Linked DNA regions of Homo sapiens: region 2 is linked to region 1. Evidence: read pairs that join two places in POLR2A ChIA-PET (ENCODE). Cell type or tissue: PC-9. All regions are shown on one strand. Links, peaks and the distances in the headings refer to the core of each region. The heading gives the core; the rest is flanking DNA.

Region 1 (8,185 bases), core at 2,197-7,196:
TTCTTTTGAGACAAAGTCTCACTCCTTCACCCAGACTGAGTGCAGTGGCACGATCTCAGCTCATGGCAACCTCCACCTCCTGGGTTTAAGTGATCCTCCCACCTCAGCCTCCCAAGTAGCTGGGATTAGAAGTGTGCGCCCATGCTGGGCTAATTTTTTGTATTTTTAGAAGAGACAGCGTTTCACCATATTGGCCAGGCTGATCTCAAACTCCTGACCTCAAGTGATCCACCCGCCTCAGCCTCCCAAAGTGCTGGGATTACAGGTGTGAGCCACCACACCCTGCCAGAAAAACCTGGATATGAATCCACCTTTGCCATTTCCTAGTGTGATCTTCAGCAAGTTACTTCACTTCCTGTGTCTCAGTTACATACCTTGTAATACAGGCATCATGATACTCACTGCAAGGTGTTATGGTAAAAATGCAATGAAATAACTCTGCATGCTAGAACAAATTTGTGGACCTTTAGATATCTCACTTGCTCCTCCTGGCTCCTCCTGAGGGAAATAGGGCAGGTATTATAAGCTTCATTTTTCAGAAGAATCAATAGAGGTCCAGAAAAGAGAAAGTTCATTTTCTTTTTTTTCTTTTCTGAGATGGAGTTTTACTCTTGTTGCCCAGGCTGGAGTGCAATGGCATGATCTTGGCTCACTGCGACCTCCGCTTCCCAGGTTCAAGCAATCCTCCTGCCTCAGCCTTCTGAGTAGCTGGGATTACAGGTACCCGCCACCACACCCAGCTAATTTTTCATATTTTTAGTAGAGACGGGGTTTCACCATGTTGCCCAGGCTGGTCTCGAACTCATGACCTCAGGTAATCCACTCGCCTCAGCCTCCCAAAGTGCTGGGATTACAGGCGTGAGCCACCGTGCCTGGCCTGAAAGCTCATTTTCTAAGGTTGCAGGGTAAATAAGCGAAAGAGCCAGAACCCAAATCGGAATCTCCCAAATTGGAGGTTTGCTGTCTGCCAGGGAAGTGGGAAGGGTGTGGACTCCAGGGTTCCTGGTTTCTAAGCCAGCATGTGGGTATTGTGTGTTGCTCTTAGAGAAGACTGGCACCTCCTGGACAGCATGACCTGCTCCACCAAGGGAAACAGAGTGAAGTCCCCCTTTGCCTCCAGATCCTCCTTAGTACAGGGATTCTTGGCTACCTCAACATCTTAATCAGGAAGCAGAAGGCAGTCCCTTACTATTTGATGTCGGAGGGAGTAGAAATTTAAGAGCTTCCTTTCATGAGAGGTAGCTGAAGGCTAGGCCTGATCTGGGAGGATTCTGAGAGGGAAGGTAAGCACGGGAACCATTATACACAGGACTTACTGTTTGCCAGCTACTTTCTCACGTATCCATTAATTCAGATTATAAACATTTACTGAGCACCTACTATCTGCCAGGTGCTGTGCTAGATGCTAGGGGTGCCCCAGTGAATGAGACCAGAAAGGAAGGACACACATGGCAAACAGGTGACAATCATAAAGAACACATGGTAGTCTTCTTATTTTATGGATAAAGAAAGGGGGTCTTAGGAGGGGACATAAATTGTCAACATCACACAGCTAGTGTGGGGACTCAAAATGCAGATTTGTTCATCTTTAAACTTGATACACTTTCCATTACACCACCCCACCTCCCTGAATCTGCTGCCTCCAAATCATTTCCCTCACGTTCCTGTTTCAGCACTCAAAATGTCACCATTGGCTGGGCGTGGTGGCTCAGGCCTATAATCCCAGCACTTTGGGAGGCCAAGGTGGGTGGATCATGAGGTCAGGAGTTTGAGACCAGCCTGGCTAACATAGTGAAACCCCGTCTCTACTAAAAATAAATAAAAAAAAATTAGCTGGGCATGGTGGCAGGCACATGTAATCCCAGCTACTCGGGAGGCTAATGCAGGAGAACGCTTGAACCTGGGAGGTGGAGGTTGCAGTGAGCCGAGGTAGTGCCATTGCACTCCAGCCTGAGCAACAAGAGTGAGACTCCATCTCAACAAAACAAACAAACAAAATGTCACCGTTAGAGAGATACTTCTGTGGGATAACACTAGCTTCTCCAATAATTCACTATTAAAATATCAGAACAGCATACTCCGTGGCCTGATATTATCATATCTCAGTTTATCAGCTTTAATTTATCAGTCTAGTAGGAAGCAGAGGGGAGTGGGTAGCAGATGGTGAGTTCTGATGGAGGGCAGAGAAAGGAGGAAAGGTATGATAGCCTAAATGTACTAGAAGGAAATATGTATTAATAATTTTATAATCTTAGCACAGAGCCAGGCGCAGTGGCTCACATCTGTAATCTCAGCACTTTGAGAGGCCGAGGTGGGCAGATTGCTTGAGGCCAGGAGTCCCAGATCAGCCTGGGCAACATGGCAAAACTCTGTCTCTACTAAGAATACAAAAATTAGCTGGGCGTGGTGGCTCATGCCTGTAATTCCAGCTTCTTGGAAGGCTAAGGAACGAGAATTGCTTGAACCCGGGAGGCGGAGGTTGCAGTGAGCCAAGGTCGCGCCATTGCACTCCAGCCTGGGGGACAGAGCAAGAATCTGTCTATAAATAAATAAATAAATCTTGGCATAAGACAGAAATAATAAAATAAGTATTATTTTAGTGGTACAGTTGACTACATAAATGTAAAATAAAAATTATTTTGTGTTGCAAAAGTTAAAGCAAATTCAAAAGACAAATGATAGGCTGGGTGTGGTTGCTCACGCCTGTAATCCCAGCACTTTGGGAGGCCAAGGCAGGCAGATCACTTGAGGTCAGGAGTTTGAGACCAGCGTGGCAAACATGGCAAAACCCCGTCTCTACTAAAAATACAAAAATTAGCTGGGCATGGAGGTGTGCGCCTGTAATCCCAGCTACTCGGGAGGCTGAGGCAGGAGAATCACTTGAGCCTGGGAGGCAGAGGTTTCAGTGAGCCGAGATCACGCCACTGCACTCCAGCCTGGGCAACAGAGTGAGACTCGGTCTCAAAAAAAAAAAAAAAGTGAAGTATATATATATATATATATATATATATATATATATATATATATATATATATTTTAGCATATTGACAGAGAGTAAAATGACTGATGATACCAAGTGTTGATGAGCATGTGGGGATAATAGCTCTTGTATCCATTTCTCATGGAAATGGAAGCTAGAAAACTGTCTCTGGAGACTGAAATCATGTATCAAAATTTAAAATTTGTTTACTGAGGAATAAATATAGCTAAGCGTGTAGAAATATATGCCTAAGGTTATTTATCATAAAATTGTTTGATAGTGTAAAATTGAAAACAACTCAGTGTTGGCCGGGCGCGGTGGCTCATGCCTGTAGTCCCAGCACTTTGGGAGGCCAAGGCAGGTGGATCACCTGAGGTTGGGAGTTCGAGACCAGCGTGACCAACATGGAGAAACCCTGTCTCTACCAAAAATACAAAATTAGCTGGGTGTGGTGGTGAATGCCTGTAATCCCAGCTACTCGGGAGGCTGAGGCAGGAGAATCGCTTGAACCTAGAAGGCGGAGGTTGCGGTGAGCCGAGAGTGTGCCATTGCACTCTAGCCTGGGCAACAAGAGCGAAACTCCATCTCAAAAAAAAAAAAAAAAAAAGAAAGAAACGAAAACAACTCAGTGTCCTTTGTTAGCAGAATGGTTAAATAAACTATAATACATCCATGCAATGAAACACTATGAAGCCACATAAAATGGTGAAATAGACCTATATTAATTGGCATGCAAAGATGCCCAAGAATACTGTTGAGTGAAAAAAAGCAGGTTATAAACCAGAATGTAGAGTGTACATTATGGTGTGTGTGTGTGTGTGTGTGTGTGTGTGTGTGTGTGTTATCCTGGATTATACTAATAAATATATTATTTTGGAAGAAAGGAGGTACATTGGGCAGAGTCCGCCAGGGTCCAGGTTTGGGCATGGCATACCACACAAAGCGACACAAGTCATAGACAAGTCACACAAACAAGTGACAAACTGGAGTCTGTCCAGAGGGAAGCAAGTAGGCTGAGAGGGAGTGGAACTCAAGTCAGGGAAACAGTTGAAGGATCTGGGCCAGAGAGAATGTAAATCTCAGGGAAACTGATTTTGACTTATATAAATGCAGCTCTTTGAATCCCTAGCTCTCCTGTGATTGAGTAGGCTGTCTAGCTAGGGACTGGGAGTGAGCTTCTCATCACTGAAGGTGTGTAAGGAGATGGTCAGGGAGTTAGATGACCTCTGAGTCCATTCTTTTCTAGTTTTTGAGAGGCTCAGACTTGACAAATGTGGACGTGCATGGCCTGCCTGAGGCTGATGGGAAAGTCAAGGGCAGGGGCCTCAGGGAAAAAAAACCAATGGGATCTGCTGTGAGTTAGAGCAAAGGCCAGTCAGCTTAGCTTCCCACCCCTATCCCCTCAGAGAGATCTCCCCTCCCTAGCCACCCCATCCCACTCGCTTCTCCCTTATCTCAGAGCATCTGACCTGTGGAAACTGCAGGTCTTCTAGCCCTTAGATTAGAATTCCTCCCTCCTCTTCCCTTCTTCTGAGTCAGAGAGCTTAAATTGGCTCTGTTATTAGGGTGAATAGGTAGGTGGTTACCTAGGTGGTGTGATTCCCAAGGGCACTAGACCTATTCCCTTGTTTCAAGATACCTCCCCAATGTCTGATTTTTCATTAGTGCTTTGTACTTTGAATCTTGAATGCTTTCCAAAATTCCTTTGCAAAAATGCCAATGATTCCGGGAAGAGGATCACCTTAAGCTGCCAGGAAAGGGGAGGGGTAGGGAAGGGCTTCTGTATTCTGCACAGGACTGCTTCTGAGTGTCTAGAGGAAGATTTGTAGGCTGGGAGGCTGGGCAAGGCAAGAGTGGGAGGAGACGTTTGGGGAGGGGTTTTTCTATTCAAGGGCCCAAGTACTCTGTGGTTAAATCTTAGAACCAGCTAGGCTCCATAGTTCCTAGGCCCAGCGCACATTCGAATCACCCAGAGAGCTTTTAAAAATATTGATGCTAGAAAGTTCTAGCAACTGTACTCAAGCTAGAAAGTTCTAATTTAATTGGCCTGGGGTGGTGTCCAGATATAGTTGTTTTTATAAAACTTCCCAAGTGATTCTAATGTGCAGCCAGGGCTATGAATCACTAAACCAAGAGAAGCCTAGTTAGATGTAATCTAGTTTGAGGGAGAAGAAAAAGGGGCTGGATTAGCTTCTTGGTCCCCTGTCAGGTGGGACCCACTGGGAAGGTATGGTATTACTCCATTGCTCCCTGGCTACAACCCATTGTCTCAAGGGTGATTGAGGGCTGGAAAGCTAATTACCTATGTAAGGTGACCTAACTTTCTGGTTTGCCTGGGACTTTCCTGGTTTTGAAACGGAAAGTTCTGCATTCCCAGCAAACTGGAAATGTTGGTCACCCTACACAGGGTGACTGCAAGTATTTAGACCTTAAGTTATTTGAGCACTGATTGGGACAACCACTTTTTTCTCTCCCTCAGTTTTCTCTTCTGTAAAATGGGGCCAGCTTTTAAATCCTTGTTCTGCCTCTCTCACTGGCTGCTGCAAAATGGAATAACATTAGCAAAAGGGCTCAGTGATATGTATAGCACTTCAGGATGGAATGTTATAAATAATAAGCAGTACCTGCCAGGCTGAAAAGGTCACAGGATGCTTGCCAATTAAATCTGTAACATCCTTTGTGGTGGTAGGCTGGCTTTCATATATTCTTTCCTTCTCTCCCATGAGTTCCTTTACCTTTTCCCCTAAATCCTAGGATATCAGAGCTGGAAGGGACCATAGACACTTCTTAGTCCTATCCCACCATCAAACAGATGGAAAGATGGAGGCCTAGAGAGGTAAAATAACTGATTCAAGATCATACAGTTTATTAGTGGCAGAGCTGGGGTTCAAACTTAGCACATCATTATGCCCAGCTCCGTCGTCTCAGAACTGCGTATCACTGACCAACCACCTCTCTGACCCCCATAATCCCATAAAAAGGACATTATGTTTTATTTATCCCACAAATACTATTTGAGTACAAAGAAAAAAGGAAGCTCAAGGGACAGTGGCAGCTCAGGGCAGGGGGAATCAAATTCAGACTGAGGAAGCAGCTATGGTCAGGGACTTCTCAGATGAGGTGAGCTGAGACTAGAATAAAAGTAATAGTTCTCCTGGTAAGTGGGGGAAGCCATTAGGGGAATGACATTCTAGGCAGTGGAAACATGTCCAATGACCCAGAGGAGGCAGACAACATGGCTTTTCAGTCCAATCCAGGGCTTGGGATTACTGGAGAGCAGGGTGATGGGACAAGAGATGAGACTGATCATATATGCCCTGTTAAGGAATTTGGACTTTTCCCTGTAGGTGTCAGAACACCATGAAGGGATTTAAATAGCCACTCATAACTCCAGGGCAAACAGAGGGGGATTTTAAAAACAATGGAAAAGTTAGAGTTACCCCCAATCTCAGAACAGAGCTAACAATCACTCTTCTAGCACAAACTGCCAAGTACTGGAGCTGATGCCAAGCCCTGAGTCATCCCTGGGCTACTGGGCTGGGAGGAGGCCCAGCCCCACCCTCCCCTGTCTGGGCTTGGTTTAGGCTGAGCCATGTAGACTCCAGGCCTAGGCTGGCAGGCCTTCAGGCTATCCTTCCCCAAGTGTGCTTCCCAGGCTGCTCTGAGCCTGGAGCTATCAGGACCCTCCTCGCTTCTGATAGCTGATAGCTGGCCTCTGACAATGCATCCCTCAAGGTCTCTGCTTTGCTTATTGCTCTCATCTGTATCAGTGGAGTTTTTCCTACCTCTCTTCTGGGCTTCATGTAATGAACCCTCCTACTCCCAGGTCTCGATAGCACAGATTTTCCTTTCTTTCTGCTCCCATGGATTTTCCCTAAAGCATGTTTGTCGGGAGTTGAGTGTCCAAAGCATTGCGGGGGCACAGAGAAGAAAGGGAGTTTCTGTAGGCGGGGCGGGGGTGGTGGTGAGGGGGACAGCTTTTCTTTTCTCAGAAAATGACATTTGACTTGTATTGTGAAGAGTGAGTATGAGTTGGTCAAGTGGAAAAAGATTATAAAACTGAGGAGCAGAAGGCTCAAAGACACAGAACTTTGAATCTATGTGGAAATGCTTAGGTGTGGCTCCAACATAGAGGAAACGCTTGGTGAGGTGAAACAGAGCAGGGATGAAGGAGGAAACATTGAGATAAAACTGCCCAGCTGCCTCCACCTTGATGGTTCATGGGTACCTCAAATTCACCATGTCCAAAAACTTCATTCTCTTCCTTCTGCTCCGCAAGTTGGTACTATTATAGGGCTTCTAATCACTAATTCCTATCTGTTCTGTAATACCTCTTTAATCCCTCAAATTTATCCTCTTCTCCCCATTTCTAATATAGGTCTAGTATCCCTAATCCGAAAAGTTGGCACTCAAAAAGTTTCAGATTTTGAAGCATTTTGAATTCTGGATTTTTGGATTAGAGATGCTCAATTTGTATAATGCAAATATTCCAAAATTTGGAAAAATCATAATTTCAAAACACTTCTGGTTTCAAGCATATTGGATAATGAATATTCAACCTCTACTACCATCCAAGTCCATAACTGAAGCATGAGTATATCTTTTCCTTTTGTTCAATAAAAACTGGGTGTCCCTTTTCACAGCTCAGTTGCATGTGACCTGTGGCTTCCATGTCTGTACTCTATTGTTAATAATTTCTCCTCTTTCATTTCTCCCCTCAACAGGGTTCCTCAGTTTTAACTTCCTGATCTTCACTTCTCTCATCCTGATTTTAAAGTTGTGTTTATTTAATTTTACAATTTTATTGCTTTCTTGTGGTGAGTTACTTCAAATCATTTGTGGAATGAGTTGAGAGATGAATGAGTTGAGAGATAGCTGGCCCAGAGGAGATAACGATAACATAGCTCACATCCTCATTATTTTTTGCCTGAGCTGTTACAATGGCTTCCAAACTGAGTTCTATATCCCCCATCTCATCTCATCCCCTCAATTCTGTCTTCCTTTGGCATGTGACATTATCTTTTCTAAAAACAAAAACCTGATCAAGTCACTTCCCTGCTTTAAAACTATAAGCAGTTTCTCATTATCCCGAGGATAACATTCAAGACCCCTAGTATGGCCGGGCGTGGTGGCTCACGCTTGTAATCCCAGCACTTTGGGAGGCCAAGGCGGGCTGATCACCTGAGGTCGGAAGTTCAAGACCAG
Region 2 (8,185 bases), core at 1,501-6,500, 280 kb after region 1:
TTTTTGCATCTATGTTGACCAGGGATAGTGGTCTGTGGTTTTCATTTTTTGTTATGTCCTTTCCTGGTTTTGGTATTAGGGTGATACTGGCTTTACAGAATGATTTAGGGAGGATTCCCTCTTTCTCTATCTTTTGGAATAGTGTCAATAGGATTGGTACCAATTTTTCCTTGAATGTCTGATGGAATTCAGCTGTGAATCCATCTGTTCCTGCACTTTTTTTTTTTGGCAATTTTTAAATTACCATTTCAATCTAACTACTTCTTATTGGTCTTTTCAGAGTTTCTTTTTCTTCCTGGTTTAATCCTGGAGAGTTGTATATTTTCAGGAATTTATTCTTCTCTTCTAGGTTTTTTAGTTTATGCACATAAAGTATTTCATAGTAGCCTTGAATGATGTTTTGTATTTCTGTGGTATCAGTTGTAATATTTCCTGTTTCATTTCTAATTGAGCTTATTTGGATCTTCTCTCTTCTTTTCTTGGATAATCTCACTAATGGTCTGTCAATTTTGTTTTTCTTTTCAAAGAATCAGCTCTTTGTTTCATTTATCTTTTGTTTTTTTTTTTTTTCAATTTCCTTTAGTTCTGCTGTCATATTTGTTATTTCTTTTCTTCTGCTGGCTTTGGGTTTGGTTTGTTTTTGTTTCTTTAGTTTCTTGAGGTGTGACCATAGATTGTCTATTCATGCTCTTTCAGACTTTTGATATAGGCATTTAATGCCATAAACTTTCCTCACAGCACTGCTTTTACTGTATCTCGGAAGTTTTGATAGGTTTCTTGTTTTGTTTTGTTTTGTTTTGTTTTTTACTATTATCATTCAGTCAATTTTTTTCATTTCCTTCTTGATTTTATTCTTGACCCAACAATCATTCAGAAGCAAGTTATTTAATTTCCGTGTATTTGCATGGTTTTGAGGGTTATTCTCAGTGTTGATTTCCTATGTTATTCCACAGTGGTCTGAGAGAGTACTTGATATAATTTCGATTTTTAAAAATTTGTTGAGACTTCTTTTGTGGCCTATCATGTAGTCTGTCTTGGCGAATGTTCCATGTGCTGATGAATAGAAGGTATATTCTGCAGTTGTTAGGTAGAATGTTCTGTAAATATCTGTTAAGTCCATTTATTGTAGGGTATAGTTTAAGTCCATTGTTTCTTTGCTGACTTTCTGTGGTGATGACCTGGCTAGTGCTCTGAGTGGAGTTTTGAAGTCCCTCACTATTACTGCATTGCTGCCCATCTTGTTTCTTAGGTTTAGTGTTCATTGTTTTATAAATTTTGGAGCTCCAGTGTTAGGTGCATATATATTTCCAATTGTGATATTTTCCTGTTGGTTTAATCCTTTTATCATTATATAATGTCCCTCTTTGTCTTTTTTAATTGTTGTTTTATGTCTTTTTTTTCGGATATAAGAATAGCTACTCCTGCTTACTTTCGGTTTCCATTTGCATGGAATGTTTGTTTTCCATGCTTTTACCTTAAGATTATTTGAGTCCTCATGTGTTAGGTCAGTCTCTCAAGGAAAACAAATACTTGGTTGATGAATTCTTATCCATTCTGCTGTTCTGTATCTATTGAGTGGAGCATTTAGGCCACTTAAATTCAGTGTCAGTATTGAGATGTGATAGAATACTATTCTATTCATTGTGCTAGGTTTTTTTTTCATTGTGCTATTGTTTTATAGGTTCTGTAAGATTTATGCTCTAAGAAGGTTCTATTTTGGTGTACTTTGAGGTTTTGTTTCAAGATTAGAGCTCCTTTTAACAGCTCTTGTAATACTGGCTTGATAGTGGTGAATTCTCTCAGTATTTATTTGTCTGAAAAAGACTGTACCTTTCCTTCATTTATAAAGCTTAGTTTTGCTGGATATAAAATTATTGCCTGACAACTGCTTTGTTTAAAGAGGCTAAAAATAGGACCCCAATCACTTACAGGCTTTAGGGTTTCTGCTGAGAAATCTGTTGTTAATCTAAAAGGTGTTTTTAAATAGGTTACCTGATGCTTTTGCCTCACAGCTCTTAAGAACTTTTCTTCATCTTCTCTTTAGATAACCTGAGAACTATGTGCCTAGGCAATGATCTTTTTGAGATGAATTTCCCAGGTGTTCTTTGAGCTTCTTGTATTTGGATGTCTGGATCTCTAGCAAGGCCAGGGAAGTTTCCTTCAATTATTCCCTCCAATATGCTTTCCAAACGTTTAGCTTTCTCTTCCTCCTCAAGAACACCAATTATTCCTAAGTTTGTTCATTTAACACAATCCCAAACTTCTTGGAGGGTTTGTTTATATTTTAAAATTATTTTTTCTTTATCTCTGTTTGATTGGGTTAATTCAAAAGCCTTGTCTTCAAGTTCTGAAGTTCTTTCTACTTGTTCCATTTTATTGTTGAGTTTTTCCCGTGTATTTTGCATTTCTCTAAATGTGTCTTTCATTTCCAGAAGTTGTGATTGTTTTAAATTTATGCCATCTATTCTTCTGGAGATTTTTTCATTCATACACTGTATCATTTAAAACATTTCTTTAGGCCAAACGTGGTGGCTCATGCCTGTAATCCCAGCACTTTGGGAGGTCGAGGCCAGTGGATCACGAGGTCAGGGGATAGAGACCATCCTGGCTAACAGGGTGAAACCCTGTCTCTACTAAAAAATACAAAAAATTAGCCAGGTGTGGTGGTGGGCACCTGTAGTCCCAGCTACTCGGGAGGCTGAGGCAAGAGAATGGCATGAACCTAGGAGGCCGAGCTTGCAGTGAGCCCAGATCGCGCCACTGCACTCCAGCCTGGGCAATAGAGCGAGACTCCATCTCAAAAAAACAAAAAACAAAACATTTCTTTAAGTTGATATTTACCTTTCTCTGGTGCCTTCTTGAGTAGCTTAATAATTGACTTTCTTAATTCTTTTTCTGGCAATTCAGAGATGTATTCTTTGTTTGGATCCATTGCTGGTGAGCTAGTGTGATCTTTTCTGCGTGTTAAAGAAGCTTGTTTTCTTATATTACCAGAATTGTTTTTCCGGTTCCTTCTCATTTAGATATACTATTTCAGAGGAAAGATCTGGGGCTCCCAGGTAGCTCTTCAGATTCTCTTGTCCCATAGGGTGATCCCTTGATGTGGTGCCCTTCCGCTTCCCTTAGGGATGGGGCTTCCTAAGAACCAGACTGCAATGATTGTTATTTCTTTTCTGGGTTTAGTCACTCAGCATAGCTACTGTGCTCTGGGCTGGTACAGGGGAGTATTTGCAAAAAGTCCTGTGATGTGATCTGTCTTCAGTTCTCTCAGCCATGGATACCTGCACCTGCTCCAGTGGAGGTATCAGGGCAGTGAAGCGCACTCTGTGTGGGACCTTGGTTGTAGTTTTATTTACTGTGCTGGTTTTCTCAAGTGCTGGTTGTGCTGGCAGTAAAATTGTCATGTCGATAGACTCAGGACCTCTGGTTAGTCAGGATGTTACAGGCAGTGGAGTTAGCTGTTGATTTCTTTTCTCGGGATAAAATTTTTCTGTCATGAATTGCTGTAAGGGTTCAATTTGCCTGGCCTCCAGCCAGGAGGTGGTGCTTTCAAGAGAGCATCAGCTGCTGTAGTATAGGGAGAATACAAGCTTGCCCTAGGGTTGCCTGGATAAATATTCAGGTTTCTCAGATAGTGGGAAAGGCCATAGAGCTCCCAGGAGATTATGTCTTTTGTCTTTTGCTATGGTGGGGGTTGGGGAGGCTTGTAGAGAAAGACCATCAGGTCGGGTCAGGTTTAGGCATGTCTGAGCTCAGACTCTCCTTGGGTGAGGCTTCCTGCAGCTGCTGTGGGGAGTGGAGTTGTATTTCAGTGGAGTTGTATTTCTCAGGCTGATGGAGTTACATTCCTGGGGTATTATGGCTGCCTCTGCTGCATCATACAGGTTTCCTGGGAAGTGTGAAAAAAACTGGCAGTGACAAGTCTCACCCAGCTTCCACATAGCCAGAACAACAAGTCTCACTCCTGCTATGCTTCCCCAACAGAATTGAGTTTATATCCAGGCAGCCAGTGAGCAGGGCTGGGAACTTGCTCTAGGCTACAAGCCTCCCCAGTGAGAAAGCAAGCAGGGCTTCACTCCTTTCCACCTTCTGTGGCTTCCATGCTCATGACTGCACTTCCTGTTCAACTCCCCCTGTCCCCCAATTCTCTCCAGGTAAATTCACATTTGGTAGAAATATTACAAAGTTCAGCTGAAAGTTTCCTTCTCCCTGTGTTCTTTCTCCAATTTACTGGCAGCTCTCCCCAAGGGCTTCTATGTGATAAAGTCAGAAATGGCTTCTTTAGGCTTTTTTGGGTGCCAAGAGTGCCTACAGTTCTGTTCCCATTGCTTCTTTTACTTTTATATTTCCTTCTGCTCTCTAAATTCATTTCATCTCTAAGTAAGGTTAAATTCTTCTTTTGTGACCAGGATTTTCAGGTTTCCTGGTGAGGATGTGTGTTTGGAGGTGTACTTTCTTTGTCTCACGCTTTGGGCACTCAAAGTTTTTTGGCTGTCTCACGGAGTTGCAGTGACAAGCCTCTTTCAAATGGCCTGTTAATTCTTTTGTTTTTTTCTCATGTGTTCCTGTGGTAGTTCCTGGAGCAAAAGTTCAAGATGTGAGTCTCCACATGCTGTTCTGTATGTCTGAGCAGGAGCTGCAAGTTAGTACTGCCTCCTATCCACCATCTTCCTCCTGAATTACATTTATTGATTTGCATATGTTGAACCTATCTTGCATCCTGGGGATGAAGCCTACCTCATCATGGTGAATATGCTTTTCAATGTGCTGTTGGATTTGGTTTGCCAGTAGTTTTTTGAGGATTTTTTCATCAATATTAATCAGAGATATTGGCCTGAAGTTTTATTTTTTTGTTGTGTCTCTGATGGGTTTTGGTATCAGGATGATGCTGGCCATATAGAATGAATTAGAGAGGAGTCTCTCCTTTTCATTTTTCTGGGATAGTTTTAGTAAGAAAGATACCAGCTCTTCTGTGTACCACAGGTAAAATTCAGCTGTGAATCCATCTGGTCTTGGGCTTTTTTTGGTTGGTAGACTATTTATTACTGCCTCAATTTCAAAACTCGTTATTGGTTTTTTTCAGAAATTTAATTTCTTCCTGGTTCAATCTTGGGAGGGTGTATGTGTCCAGGAATTCATCAATTTCTTCTAGATTTTTTAGTTTATGTGCATAGAGATGTTTATAATATTCTCTGATGGTTTTTTTTTAATTTCTGTGGAGTCAGTGGTGATATTCCCCTTATCATTTCTGATTGTGTTTATTTGAATTTTCTGTCTTTAGTCTATCTTACTATTTTTTTCAAAAAGCCAACTCCTAGATTCGTTGATTTTTTTTGAAGGTTTCTTTGTGTCTAGCTCCTTCAGTTCTGCTCTGATGTTCGTTATTTCTGGTCTTCTGCTAGCTTTGGGATTTGTTTGCTCTTGGTTATCTAGTTCTTTTGGCTGTGATGTTACGTTGTTAACTTGAGATCTTTCTAGCTTTTTGGTGTGGATATTTATTGCTATACATTTCCCTCATCACTGCTTAGCTGCATCCCAGACATTCTGGTACGTTGTCTCTTTGTTCTCATTAGTTTCAAAGAACTTCTTGATTTCTGCCTTAATTTTTTATTTACCTAGGAGTTATTCAGTAGTATGTTGTTCAATTTCCATGTAGTTGTGTGATTTTGAATGAATTTCTTAATTTTAAGTTCTTATTTGAAGATGCTGTGGTCTGAGAGACTGTTATGATCTCAGCTATTTTGCATTTGCTGGGGAGTGTTTTACTTCTAATTATGTAATTAATTTTAGACTAAGTACCACTTGGAAATGAGAAGAATGTATATTCTTTTGTTTTGGGGTGGAGAGTCCTGTAAATATTTATCAAGTCCACTTGATCCAGAACTAACTTCAGGTCCTGAATGTCTTTGTTAATTTTCTGTCTCGATCTGTCTGATATTGTCACCGGGGTGTTAAAGTCTCCCATTATTATTGTATGGGAGTCTAAGTCTCTTTGAATTTCTCTAAGAACTTGCTTAAAGAATGTAGGTGCTCCTGTATTGGGAGCATATGTACTTAGAATAGTTAGCTCTTCTTGTTGAATGGAATCCTTTACCATTATGTAATACCTTTCTTTGTCTTTTTTGATCTTTGTTGGTTTAAACTCTGTTTTGTCAGAAACTAGGATTGAAACTTCTGCTTTTTTTCTGTTTTGCATTTGCTTGGTAAATTTTCCTTTATTCCTTTATTTTGAGCCTGTGTGTGTCTTTGCATGTAAGATGGGTTCCTTGAAGACAGTGTACTGATGGGTTTTGGTTCTTTATCCAGCTTGCCATTCTGCGTCTTCTAATTGGAGCATTTACCCCATTGCCATTTAAAGTTAGTATTGTTATGTGTAGATTTGATCCTGTCATCTTGAGGCTAGCTTGTTATTTTGCAGACTTGTTTTTGTGGTTGCTTCATAGTGCCACTTGTCTGTGTACTTCAGTGTGTTTTTGTAATAGCTGCTAATGGTTTTTCTTTTTCACATTTTGCACTTCCTTCGGGAGCTCTTACAAGGCAGGTCTTGTGATGAATTCCCTCAGCATTTGCTTCTCTGAAAAGGATCTTATTTCTCCTTTGTTTATGAAGCTTATTTTGGCCAGGTATGATACTCTGGATTGAAAATTTTTATGTATTTATTATTTTACTTTATTTTATTTGTTTAGAATGTTGAATATTGACCCTCAATCTCTTCTGGCTTGTAGGGTTTCCACTGACAGGTCTGCTTTTAGTCAGGCTTCCCTTTGAGGGTGATCTGGCCTTTCTCTCTGGCTGCCCTTAACATTTTTTTCCTTTCATTTCCTCCTTGAAAATCTGATAACTATGTGTCTTGAGAATGATCTTCTCTTGGGAACATGTTACTGAGGCTCTGCACATTTTCTGAATTTGAATTGTTGGCCTGTCTTGCTAGGTTGGATACTTCCTTTTGGATGATATTCTCAAATATGTTTTCCAGATTGGTTCCATTATCACTGTCTTTTCCAGGTACCCCAATCAGTCATAAATTTTGTCTCTTTACATAATCCCATATTTCTCAGAGGTTTTGTTCATTCTTTCTAATTATTTTCTCTATTCTTGTCTGTCTGTGTTATTTCAGAAAGACAGCCTTCAAACTGATATATTTTCCTCCACTTGGTCTATTCTGCTATTAATACATGTGATTGCATTGTGAAGTTCTCCTAGTGTGTTTTTTAGCTCTGTCAGGTTGGTTATGTTTCTCTCTATACTGGCTATTTTGGTTGTCAGCTTCTGCATTCTTTTATTTTGCTTCTTACTTTCTTTGTGTTGAATTACAACATGCTTTTTTTTTTTTTTTTTTTTTAGCTCAGCAAAGTTCATTTTTATCCACATTCTGAATCCTACTTCTGTTATTTCAGCCATTTCATCCTCAGCCCAGTTCTGAACCCTTGCTGGAGAGGTGTTGTAGTCATTGGGACGAAAGGGGATACTCTAGAGTTTTGAGTTTTCAGCATTTTTGCACTGATTCCTTTTCATCTTTGTGAGATTATCTACCTTTGATCTATGAGGTTGCTGTCTTTTGGATGGGGTTTTTTTGGGGGATTTTGTTTTTGTTGTTTGTTTGTTTTTGGCAGCCTGGCTACTCTTCCATAGGGCTGTTCTGGTTCATTGGGGGCCCACTCCCGACCCCTAGTCCTCAGTTTTTCCCATACCTGGAGGTATCACAAGTGAAGTCTACAAAGCAACAGAGATGGAAGCGTGCCCCTTTCTCTGAAATCTCCATCCTAGTGGGGCACTGACATGTTGGCTGCCCAAATGTGCCTGTAGGAAGTGGCTAGAGATCCCCGTTGGGAGGTCTCATCCAGTCAGGAGGAAAGGATAAGGGACCCACTTAAGAAAGCAATCTGGCTGATTTTTGGTAGAGCAGCTGTGGTGTGTTGGGGATCCCTTCAGCCCCTGAGCAATTTGGGCTCCCCAAGGCCCACAGGCTTGACTGGCTTAGATATCCAAACAGCCAATGTGGAGGTCTGCCCTGCCCCCTGGGCACTCCATCCCAGGGAGATATCAGAACTCTGTTCTTAGAATATGGAAGAGGATAGATGGAGGCCCCAGCTGGGAGGATATGCCCTATAAGGGGAAGTGGATCAGGTTTCCATTTAAAAAAGAAGTCTGACCATGCCTTGACAAAACTGCCTTGTCATGCTGC

Evidence for each region. Peaks named below come from ENCODE experiments on the same cell type or tissue, not always from the same donor. Only the 100,000 strongest peaks of a DNase experiment are listed, where the experiment ranks them.
Region 2: POLR2A ChIA-PET joins it to region 1 with 6 read pairs; 2 of 35 experiments call an interaction of 5 or more read pairs at or near these places.

What each region holds. Positions count from the first base shown.
Region 1 is chrX:65,638,567-65,646,751 of GRCh38, forward strand. It overlaps a transcript of MSN not described here. Among named protein-coding and RNA genes, the nearest start is that of MSN, 25 kb to the right of the region's middle. In PC-9, for the core only: no CTCF peak of the experiment used is centred there; DNase peaks (open chromatin) are centred at 4,605, 5,255 and 6,535; H3K27ac peaks cover 3,041 bases.
Region 2 is chrX:65,916,971-65,925,155 of GRCh38, forward strand. No RefSeq gene overlaps it. Among named protein-coding and RNA genes, the nearest start is that of MIR223HG, 94 kb to the right of the region's middle. In PC-9, for the core only: no CTCF peak of the experiment used is centred there; no DNase peak of the experiment used is centred there.